Linked DNA regions of Homo sapiens: region 2 is linked to region 1. Evidence: chromatin contacts called from ENCODE Hi-C or POLR2A ChIA-PET data. All regions are on one chromosome and are shown on one strand. The core of a region is the stretch at or near the end of the contact, and the rest is flanking DNA. Distances in the headings are between cores, read along the strand shown. Region 1 holds the start of LNCDAT (lncRNA divergent activator of TBXT). Region 2 has its middle 18 kb from the start of LINC00473.

Region 1 (5,247 bases), core at 130-2,629:
CGGCTTGCCCCCCGGCACCCATTCCCCGTTCACGTACTTCCAGCGGTGGTTGTCCGCCGCCACGAAGTCCAGCAGGAAGGAGTACATGGCGTTGGGGTCCAGGCCAGACACGTTCACCTTCAGCACCGGAAACATCCTCCTGGAAAACACGGGGCGGGCGCAGGAGGACCCCGACACTGACCAGGTAGGCCGGAGGCAGAAGCTGGGCACAGAGGCCTCAGTTATTTCGGGGCACAGAGGAGCCCCCTGGGGAACGTCCGAGGGTGACTCCCAAGCTCCCCCTTCCCCGAGCCCTGCCAGGTCCAGGTGGCCTCCTCACCATCTCCACGGCCTCGGGAGGGAGGGGAGGAGAGGACCTGGCGAAGGGTTTCAGTGCAGGAGGCCACATCCCGCGGGGACAGGCGGGGACCAGGGCGCGCCTCGCGGGTCCCGGGATGCCTCCGAGGTCGGGACACCGAAGTGCGCGTTCCTCCTCCCCAAGCTTCCGCGGAGAAAGCCCCAGAAGAGGGGCTTGTAGAAATGCACTCGAGGGAGTTAACCAGAGCGGGAACAAACACAAAGCCCTCCTCCAGGAGAAAAAGGGTTCGACCTCCGGGAACTTGCCAGGTCCCCCAGGCTGCCCAGGCGCTGGAGAGCGCGGCGCGCGCGGGCTCCGGACGCGCACCCACCTGCCGTTCTTGGTCACGATCATCTCATTGGTGAGCTCCTTGAAGCGCAGCCACAGCTCGCTCTCCTCCAGGCCCACGCGCAGTTCGCGCTCTGTGGGGTCGCCCTTCTCGCTGCCCGCCTGCAGCTCATTCTCCACGGCGCTCAGCAGGTGGTCCACTCGGTACTGCAGGCTCTTTCCCGCGCTCTCGGTGCCAGGGGAGCTCATCCTCCCGTCCGGCTCCCCTCCCCGCCGTCCCCGAAGCCCAGACTCGCTACCTGAGATCCACCTTCCCTGCTCTTGGCCGCCGCCCTTCCGAGAAAAGGGGCCCCTTGGACCGAGACCTGCGACGGCTCCCGGGTCCCGGGTCCCGGCACAGACCCGGGAGGAGGGCGCGGACCAAGACTTGGGGGGAGGGGACGGGGGCAGAGGGGTGGGGAGAAGTTATTCCACTTGAACTCCCCAAGGCTCTACTAGTGTAGGTCTCTGGGGACCGAAATTCAGTGCCCTCCCCATAAATAGAGCCGCGGCGGCAGCGCTGGGGTGCTCGGCGGATTGGGCCGCGCACGCTTTGAAGTGCCGGGCAGCCTCCCATTGGCCGAGAGCGGCCATATCAGACCCAGCCGGGCGGGTCTGGGAGGCCGGGGGCCAACAATGGGCTCCCGCACGCCTGTTTCATGTAAATCCGGGGCCCCAGCCCTGCGAGCCCCGGCCCAGCCCCTACACCCCCGCCCTTCTCCAAATGTTTGCACCTCCATCAAAGCGGCGGGGCAAGCCCCGGAGGAAGGTAAGCTGGACGCCCCGGCCTGCCCCAGCCCGCCCCAGCCCGCCCCAGCCCGCACTTCCGCGAGGGGCTGCCCGGCAGCCTGCGATGCTCCCTGATTCCCGCGCGGGGTCCTCCTCGCTTTCCCAGCGCGCCCGGATCCCGCAGCCGCGCCAGGCTGGAACGTTCGCGCGGCCTCACCTGTCCCCGCTCCAGGCGCGCCTCCCTCCCCTCCCAGGGACGAGCGCATTTGGCCGGGCTTTGGGATGCGCCGCGCTCGTCTCGCCGCAGTAGTAGTGCTGTTCTCGCGCCTCCGATGCCTCAACTCTCCAGTCTGGCAGTTTCCGGTGCACCTGTCCCCACACGTCCCTCGCCCACGGAGCCCCAGGCGGCGTTACGCACACCCAGGATCGTGGATCAGCCTGCCCCGGCGTCGGGTGTCCCCGCGGCTCTCACCATCTGGAAAAGGAAGGTCCGCGCGCAGAGAGGGAAATGGACGGAAATAAGCAAAAGCAAAACAACCCCTTCTGAGAAGTGTCCTCCTCGCTCTCTTATAAAAACAGGACTTGTTGCCGAGGTCAGCGCGCGCATCGAGTGTGCCAGGCGTGTGCGTGGTTTCTGCTGTGTCATTGCTTTCACGGAAGGTGGGAGAAGGTCGGGGCTGGCGGGGTGGTCCGGACTAGTGGGACTCGGGGCGCTTTCCCCGCCCGGCCCAGCGCCAAGCGGTGTCGGCAGCGGTTGTTTTATTACCTTTCGGTGAGAACTTACGCGAGGAGAGCGAAGGAGAGGTGACAATGAGCAGGAAATAGTTCAGTGGGGTCTCTTTAAACAGTAACATTCCTCCTAAAACGGGAGCCCAGGAAGGGGGAAGGAGGCAGAAGCTCCCCCTTCCAAGGCCTGGCTTTGCGCTTCTGCACACCTCGCCCATTCGCTGGACGAGGGCCTGCCTCGGGTAGCAGCCTCTGTTTCCCGGTCTCCTGAGCGGGCACCCCAGCCCCAACCCCTCTAGAGAAAGCCTGCGCATCGGGTGGGGCAGCGAGTTCAGAGGAGTCTTGCGCCCTAGCAAGGGGGCTTTCCCGCGGACATGGTATCTGCGCCCCGCGCTAAGTCTCCCCTGCCCCCTGCCCCCTGCCCCTCGCCCCTCGCCCAGCCGGGCTCGCTCCGGGGTCGGGAATTGCTGGGGAAGCCGAAGGAGGGATCCCCGCCCGGGACTCGAGGGATCGACCCGCCTCGCGGTATGCGGAGGGCTGCCAGGAGCCAGTCCCGGGGAAGGGTGCCTGCCGCCCGTGGGGGACAGGGCTCCTTCTCTCCCTTCTCCAACTTACACCGACGAGTCAGGAAGCCGGAGCGTCTAGTCCCTGTCCGCATTTCTCAGTGTCTTTTGATGTCTGGGATGCATGGATATTCCCAGGGGGCTGACCCGAGGTGGGGAAGTTTCCTTCTAGAAAGAGGCACCAAAAGGACCTCATTTGCTCCTGACGCCGGACCCTCCTGACACGCCTTCACTGGCTCATCGGGTCCTGGGCTTTGGGGGAGAGCGTGGTGCGTGTTACTCTCCTTACTCCGGGTATTAAAATGTCTAAGAGGTCATCGCTTTGGCCCAAGGCCTCCCGAGGATAAGATAAAAGGGAAAAGTGGAGGGGAGGTGAAGGAGGAACGAGGGTGGGTCCCAGGCAATTGAGGGCCTCGGAACCCTAGGCACGGGAGCGAAACCTCTCCTGCGGCTTCAGGGCAAAGGAGTCCCGAAGGCTGGATCCCTCCCCTGCGCTCGGACGGCGTCGCGGCCGCTTTTCCCACAGTCGGGAAGCGCCAAAGAAGACTGGAGGGTTTAACAGATCGCTCTAAAACTGTTCCGAACAGGAGGGGCACGGCCAAATAAGAATACAACTTCAGCAGGAAAGAATATTCCGTTTCTAACACGCGTAATAAAATTTCTACTCTCCAGAGAGAATGTCTGAAGCATTGAAGAGTACGACCCAGGAATTGAACCACCCAAGTCGGAGGAGGTAGAGGTTGGAAGTCACCGACTTTGGCCAGCACTTGTGTAGTGTCACCTGTCTTCACTTTCTAACGTTTATTTTTCCTCCCCTTTCTGTGGCTGATTTTCTGATCTTTGTTCCTCGGTTCCCAGGACCAGGCCCACTCCCTCCGCCTTTTCAGCGAAGGCTGCAGTGCATGACAGTTTACAGCCAAAACTTCCTCCAGCCCGGCTATAAAGAATTCCCAGTTAATAACAATGCGCTTCCTTGGGAGGAAAGAGGGGCTGAGGCACCGCCAGCTGTTTCGCTCCCAGGGTCTATCTCTCCTTGGCAAGCCCAGCCATTCAGAGAAAAACAAGACAAAGCCTTATGGCTGGGCCTCAGGATGCAACTGTCCCACCGAAAACATGCTTGAAACATTTTATAAGAAAACACACACACACACCCCACTCGACTCCCAGAGAGGCAGTTTTCCTGGGCCCAATCCCTTCTGAAAAAGCAAAGCCATTTATCTTTAGAAGCAGGCAACAATGAAGCTGTAACAGGCTCAAGGAGGGGTGGAGGACAGCCTCGCGTGACTCTTACCCCACACTCTAGTCCCTCTCTTTCTGCAAGAAAAACAAATGAATTTCTTTTCTGATTATATATGTACTCCTTGTAGAAATATTATATATGTATCTGTCTTCATATATATGTAAAACAGTCACCCACAGTATCTGTGGGGGATTGGTTCCAGGACCTACAAAGATGGCAGAATCCAGGGATGCCCTAGTCCCTTGGCATGGTATTTGCATATAACCTATGGACTTCCTCCATGAACTATAAATCACTTCTGGATTACTTATAATACCTAATACAATGTAACACTATGCAAATAGTAGTTATACTGTATTGCTTTTTATTTGTATAATTTTTATTCTTTCATTATTGGGGAGAGGGAGTTTGGAATGTTTTCTATCAATTCAACCAACCACGGATATGGAACCTGTGGCTATGGAGGGCTGGCTGTATGTTTATCTCTCTCTATGTATATAAATGCTAACCTCAAGCACTAAGCAATGTTCATATTTTGGGGTGTTCCTCGTCTTTTTTTCATTTTGTTCTTCTCATGAGCTCCTTCTCCCACACTGACTAAGCGGACTGATCGCAAACAGTCACAAGTTCTACATTAGAGATGACAGCCATGTTTCATGGCCAATAATTCTGCCACCAATTGGTTTATTTGTCTCTCCCATTAAAAGAAACCCAATGGCTTTTGTTATTGCTTTAAAAGGTGTGTAACGTAATTCTTTAGACTCTTTACCATTGAAAAATTTTTAAAGCCCATTGGGTTGTTTGAGGTGGTTGTGGTTTTGTGGGAAAGAACAGAGACTTGGTTTTTTAAAGTCTTCCTCTCAGGACAAGGATCCCACCCTGTGCACAGCCGGCCCCTCCCTGCTGCTCTAGGGAGAAGGCTTCGTGATGTGCTCCCTGATCTGCAGGGAAGCTGTGGCCATGTGGGGTGGACGCAGGGACTACCGTCAGCCTCAGGCTGCGTCTCAAAACCTGATCCCATCCAAGCTATTTTTTTGGAGTCAGTGGGCTTCGTCACACATGACAGTGTGTGGTTGTTTTAGTGACAGGAGTTCACAGATTAACAACAAACCAACCTGCCCAGTTGAATGTTTGGGAATGTGACAATCCCAAACCTTTCTCCTTAAAACTCTAGTGCTTCAGCTCCTATCTCTTTGGAATTCAAGTTTCCAGAGGAGAAATCGGGCTGCTGGATTTTGATCTCTTCCTCGGTAGAGAAGGGTAGCTTGAGTTTTTCTGCCCAGATACTTAATTTTTTCAATGCCTTGTGGATGATAAGTTTCTTG
Region 2 (5,277 bases), core at 1,987-4,486, 160 kb before region 1:
TTCCTTAGAGTAGACAGAAAGATGGCCCCAGGATGTCCATGTCCTAATCCCCACAGCCTGTGACTGTCACCTGACATTGCAAAGGGGATTTTTGCAGATGTCAAGGGCATGGAGCTTGAGATGGAGAGACCAACCTAAATGATCCAGGTGAGCCTGCCCAATTTAATCGTGTGAATCCTGAAAAGAGGAATTCCTTCCTCAGCTGTTCAGAGGGAGAGGGAGCCTGGCAGGCTCTGACCATGGAGGAAGGGGCTGTGAGCAGAGGAATGCAGGCAGGGGCCAGGAGAGGGATTCCCCGAGAGTCTGCAGGGGAACAGAGCCCGCCCACAACTTCATTTCAGTTTACACTTCTGACCTGCAGAACTGTAAGACCATAAATCATAGATTTTTGCAGTTCTAAGCTACCACATTTGTAGTAATTTATTACAGCAGCAATAGGAAACTAATACACTTAGGTTAGCAGTAACCAAAAACACTGAAATTACTTGTCTTCACAAAATCCATTCTATGTTCGGCAGTGCACGTGGTGAGGCACTATCGAAGGGAAGAGCCAAATGATGTAAGAATGTAGTCTGCTCCCCCAAATTCTCAAATAGACAGGGTGATCTTTTTAAAAGACGTAAATGAGCAAGAGAACCCTAGTGGTTTTTGGTATCTTATCTCACTTTGTTTTTAAGGAGGCAGAGGGTCCATTTCAAGCTGGGGGTGCCTGAGGGTGCTGACACCATGCCTGGGGGTGCTCTTCCCAGAAGGCAATTTGAAGAGGAAACCTGGGTGAAGCATCTGTGCTAACAGACATTCATGTTTGTTTGTTTGTTTTGTTGTGGTTATATATATATATGTGTGTGTGTGTGTGTGTGTGTGTACACACACATATATATGTACATATATATAAAATATATATATATATAAATTTTCCATTGTCGCCATCTTTAAGGATACAATTCAGTGGCATTGATTAAATTCATGATGTTGTGATATGAGCGCCATGATCTATTTCCAACACTTTTCATCATCCCCAACAGAACAATATTCTACCTATTGAACAATAACTCCCGACACCCCTCCCCCAGCTCCTTGCAACCACCACTCTACTTCCTGTCTCTATGAATTTGTCTACTCCAGGGACTTCCTGTAAGTGGAATCCTGCAGGGTTTGTCCTTCTGTGACTGGCTCGTTTCACTGAGCACAATGTTCTTATCCAGGTTGCGGCACGGGTCAGTGCTCCCTTCCTTAAGGCTGATGCTCCATTGCATGGATGCACCATGTTTTGTGTATTCGTTCATCGGTTGAGGGGCACCGGGCTGGTCCCTCCTCTTGACTATGGTGAATACTGGCTATGGCTGTTGTGAATCCTGGTGCGCAAGCATCAGACATTCCCGTTTTTAGTTCCAGGGACATGGGGTGCCTTCTGCCCCAGGGGGTTTGAAAGCTCCATGTCCCTGGGACATTATGAATGGCACATCTCCCTCCCCAAGTGGATGTAGTGTAGCGGGATTGATGGGGGAAGTTTAGGCACTGGCTGATTAAAATGTTTATAGAATGACTTATGGACTTGGAATTGCGAGGGTTGGACGTACTTGAGCTTTTTAGTTTTTTGGATGTCCACGTGCCAGACGTGCCACGTGCCATTACTACTTTTTGATAATTAGTAATGGAATTTTAAGGCCTGTTTTTTGTTTATCAGTCTCTCTAATTCCTTCTCGATCTCGCTACATTTCGAGTAGACGTGTAGAAATTTAAGGCTGGAGGGCTGAATCAGGGCTAGCCGATACAATTACTTTTCTAGCGTCCTTAGGGGGACATCTTGCCAGTCATTCTGTTCTGAGACCGTGAGAAAACCACTGGTCTGGAAGCCCAGGTGTTCCATGCCGTCCTTGGCTTGTTTTGCCTGGATATCAGAAGCAGCATTTGTGCGTGGGTCCAGCAGTGGCATTTGTCCCCGCACCATCTTCGGGGCTGGCCCGGAGCCCAGGTCCTCCTACTGCCCGGGAGCAGTGGCCGCAACTCCAGGCTGAGGCCTGGCTCTGTCCACTGGGAACCACGCGTGGGTGCAGGCACCGGGCCTTGGATCACACTTGCGCACTCCGAGCACAGCGCATTACTCTTTTTTTCCTGCCCAGATGACTTTAAATAGAAAAATAGCCCTGACTCTAGCATGTTCTCAGCCCGTGAACAATGGGTATTTGCTGGACAAGCGGCTGCGGGCCCCGTCTGCAGGCAGCTTGGGCCTGTGGGGAGGTTCCCGTGACTGCAACTCCCCGGGGCCTCGGAACACAGGACCCCAGGCTCCCAGCCCTACCTCCTTCCTCGGAGGGAGGGGAGGGCTGTGACCCCCTTCCTGGGGGGCTGTGAACTGCCCCCTCCCAGGTGCCTCCCTCTTTCACTCTCCCCTCGGAGGACTAGGGCTCCACAGGGGCAGGGGGATCACATAGGGTGGCACCCGTCACTACAGAGGGGTGCAGGGTTGCAGTAGCGGGGGCTGGGTTGCCTGGGGGACTCGAAGAGTCGCGGGAGCCGTGCGGGGACGAGTGCAGTGGTGCGTGGGGGTCGTGGGGATGGCGACAGCGGGGGCGGGAGCTGAAAAGGCGCGGGGGTGGCTAAGGGACCCTGCGCAGGAGCTGCCGGCCCTCGCGCGCCCCTCGCGGGCCCCCCGGGCCCCCCGCCCGCCCGCGGCTGCTGCCGTCAGAGCTGCCTGCGTCAATGCTGCTTGGTGACACACACAGCTTTTTTTCTTCTGCTCCTTTTTCTCAATGAGAGGAGCCTAATGGGATTCTTATTATCAGACTCATAAATCAAACCGTTAGGCCGTCACGTCTGGCACGTGGACAACACCCCCATCCCCCGCGGCAAACGGAGAGGGCTAGAGCTGCGTTTTCCCCTTTTCAAGAAAAACTTCAAATATTTTATCTTTATATTTTGAAAATCGCAGTAATGCACAGAGCTCGGCTTGCTGTGGCTGGTGCAGCTCTACACGGATGCAGAGCTGGTCCTCCCGTTCCCTGGAAATGGTTTTGCAAAGTTGTTGGTTTTGCAAACAATAAAAGGGTAAAAAATGGGGTTTGCAGGCAAATCGGTTGGTTAGAGGGAACCCACAGATATTTCAAGCTACTGCAACACGAATCGATTAAACATTGTATCAGAGGGGGTTGTGGGCACAGACTTTGGGGCAGCCCTGCCCTGATGCTTGTGCAACTGACACAAAACAAAACCCCAGCTATGAATGCAAATCAAGGAGCAAAGACGTCAGCAACTAAGGCGATCTGGAGCGCTAGGAATCCTGAAAGCTTCTGCATTCTCATAGCTACTTGCATGCAGATTTCTAATAAGATAAATCGGCACTGGTGTATCTAATTAATGGTTGTCCTCCAACAAGCCACTGGATAGCACTTATTAGCCATGGGAGGTAGGAAGCCAGGTTAACCCCCAAAGGAATCTCAGTGCAGCCCCTTCCTCATTTTGGTCAGAGACTCAACCAGAGTGTGGAAGCGGAGCAAAGTCAAAAGGGGTCCAGGGACTAAGGCGTTGAGGCAAGGACCCTCAGAGAGGGAGGTCCCAGCTTCCACAGTCGGACACAGAAAAATATTCCACTCTTGGGAATTGCCTCTTGTGCGAAGCCATATATATTTAGGGGTCTTCTACAGGGAACTGTGAAAGGTCTGCAAGCCCGTCATCTGGTCACTCTGAAGCCAGGTCTCCAGAGCTTCCCTGATGAAATTGTCCTGCCTGTGATGGGGGAGTGTTCTCGGAACCTTTGGGACAGCCTCTGCTGGCTCAGATCAAAACTTCACAGAGCTCAAGGCATGGTCTTCAATTAAAAGCTTGGACCACATGTCAGGTGGGCAGAGGGCTACCGCTTTAGGGTAAAGTGGCTACAAGGAGAGTGGCCTGATATTTTGTATATATTCATGATCATTTTAATTTCCTCTTCCCAGCCTGTGTTCTGCATTTCCCCAGATGTCTTCAAAGGACATATATGACGCCCAGGAGCAGAGTTGTTGGGTCTGTTCTTTCTAATTCCAGACCTTTCTGGTCTTGAGTCGTGGTTTTCTTAGGGTCCAGTGAAAACAGCAGCGCTTGGAGCTGCAGACCCAGGCTGGGAGCTGCCGCGGGGGCGCACGTGTCTGCCTGTAGCCACAGCCTAGGATCATTGCCCTGCACAGTTGGACGGCTTCCACGCCTCGTCTAGTTCTCACTGCATTCTTATAGCAGGACAAGTTCTCTGGATTTGTGTGAACTTTTTAAATAAGAGTTAATAAGTCAATGATTGCCAGATGAGAGAGGCAGCTCATGTGTTTTTAAGAAGCATCAAACCCACCCCCCACCCCCCATATTCTTCCACCCCAGCAAAGAAGGAGCCAGGAAGGCACTGCAAGGGGGAAGCGGGGGCGGGGGGGGGGAGGGCAGGGAGGATCCCTGAGAAAAAAAGATGAATATTTGCATCTTCACTTGTGTGCCTCATTTGGGGTGACCCATGGGTGCAAAGGATGATGTATTTTATACTGAACATGGTACTGGCAATTTTGGGTGCGCAATGAAAAAGAAATGGGCATGAGCATATCTAGCTTTAAGACACGATTTCAAATATAACTTCCGTCATTCACGTCTAGACCCATATTCTGATATGAGTAATAACTATGCTAAGCAAAAGTAGATTAGGTGCAATAAATATAAGACCTGTATTCCTATGCTGACTGATGGACTTCAGTGGAATATTTCATTTTAGCAACCGATATATTGCATAAATGAGTTAACATTGGTCCCATTGCAAAACGATTTTTTATACAAAATTAGAGAGGCTGGCATAAGGAATGCTGCTAGAAAATTATTAGCTCACTTTTTACATCCAAGGGGGTGAAATGATACACTGTGGAAATTTGTACAAATAGAGAAGTGGATGGATGTCGATGTCAGTGGGGAGAAACGGGAGGCCAGGTCCCGTTTTGAGGAGAGGAGATGCGCCCAAGCGGGGGCGGAGGAGCGGGTCGCGCCGCTGACATTCGCCAAGGACAGGATGGGGTGGGCGCCCGCCGGTGGCCGACTCCGCCCCGCCTCTCAGGGGTGCGAGTCATCAGCGCAGCGGCGGATCCTGGCCCAGGGAGCCACCGGCCCACCCTCGCGCCCAGGAGCCGGACTCGGAGACGTCCACCTGGTGGAGAGACGCGAGGGAGCCATGCAGACAGGGGCTGCTCCGTGGAGAGCCCGGGAAGCCTGCGGGGCGCCGGAGGGGTGGGTCCCGGGACAGACCAGTGACCATCCGCCTCCTGCGTAGCGCTG

What was found. A loop is a pair of places that touch in the nucleus more often than their neighbours do. ChIA-PET counts read pairs that join two places held with the same protein, here RNA polymerase II (POLR2A). Pooled maps may share reads with other maps.
Region 2: a loop to region 1 is called in a pooled map, with 12 times the contacts of the local background. The contact joins the enhancer-like site here to the promoter of LNCDAT in region 1. A Hi-C loop is called at or near these places in 3 of 37 single-sample maps with no recorded cell type and 8 of 50 pooled maps. POLR2A ChIA-PET finds 5 or more read pairs at or near these places in 1 of 52 experiments (H1).

Annotation. Positions count from the first base shown.
Region 1 is chr6:166,166,718-166,171,964 of GRCh38, forward strand. It overlaps LNCDAT (lncRNA divergent activator of TBXT), which reads left to right and starts at 1,380. Exons shown (of 2, transcript NR_166068.1): 1 at 1,380-1,433; 2 at 3,355-4,455. TBXT (T-box transcription factor T) reads right to left here and starts at 1,134. Exons shown (of 8, transcript NM_001366285.2): 1 at 669-1,134; 2 at 1-139. The coding sequence starts at 874. RefSeq lists an enhancer at 1,276-1,870.
Region 2 is chr6:166,003,480-166,008,756 of GRCh38, forward strand. No RefSeq gene overlaps it. Among named protein-coding and RNA genes, the nearest start is that of LINC00473, 18 kb to the left of the region's middle. RefSeq lists enhancers at 2,969-3,501, 5,218-5,277. Within about 2 kb of position 3,237, at least 15 of the 41 ENCODE cell types and tissues checked have a DNase peak (open chromatin) inside an H3K27ac peak, as active enhancers do.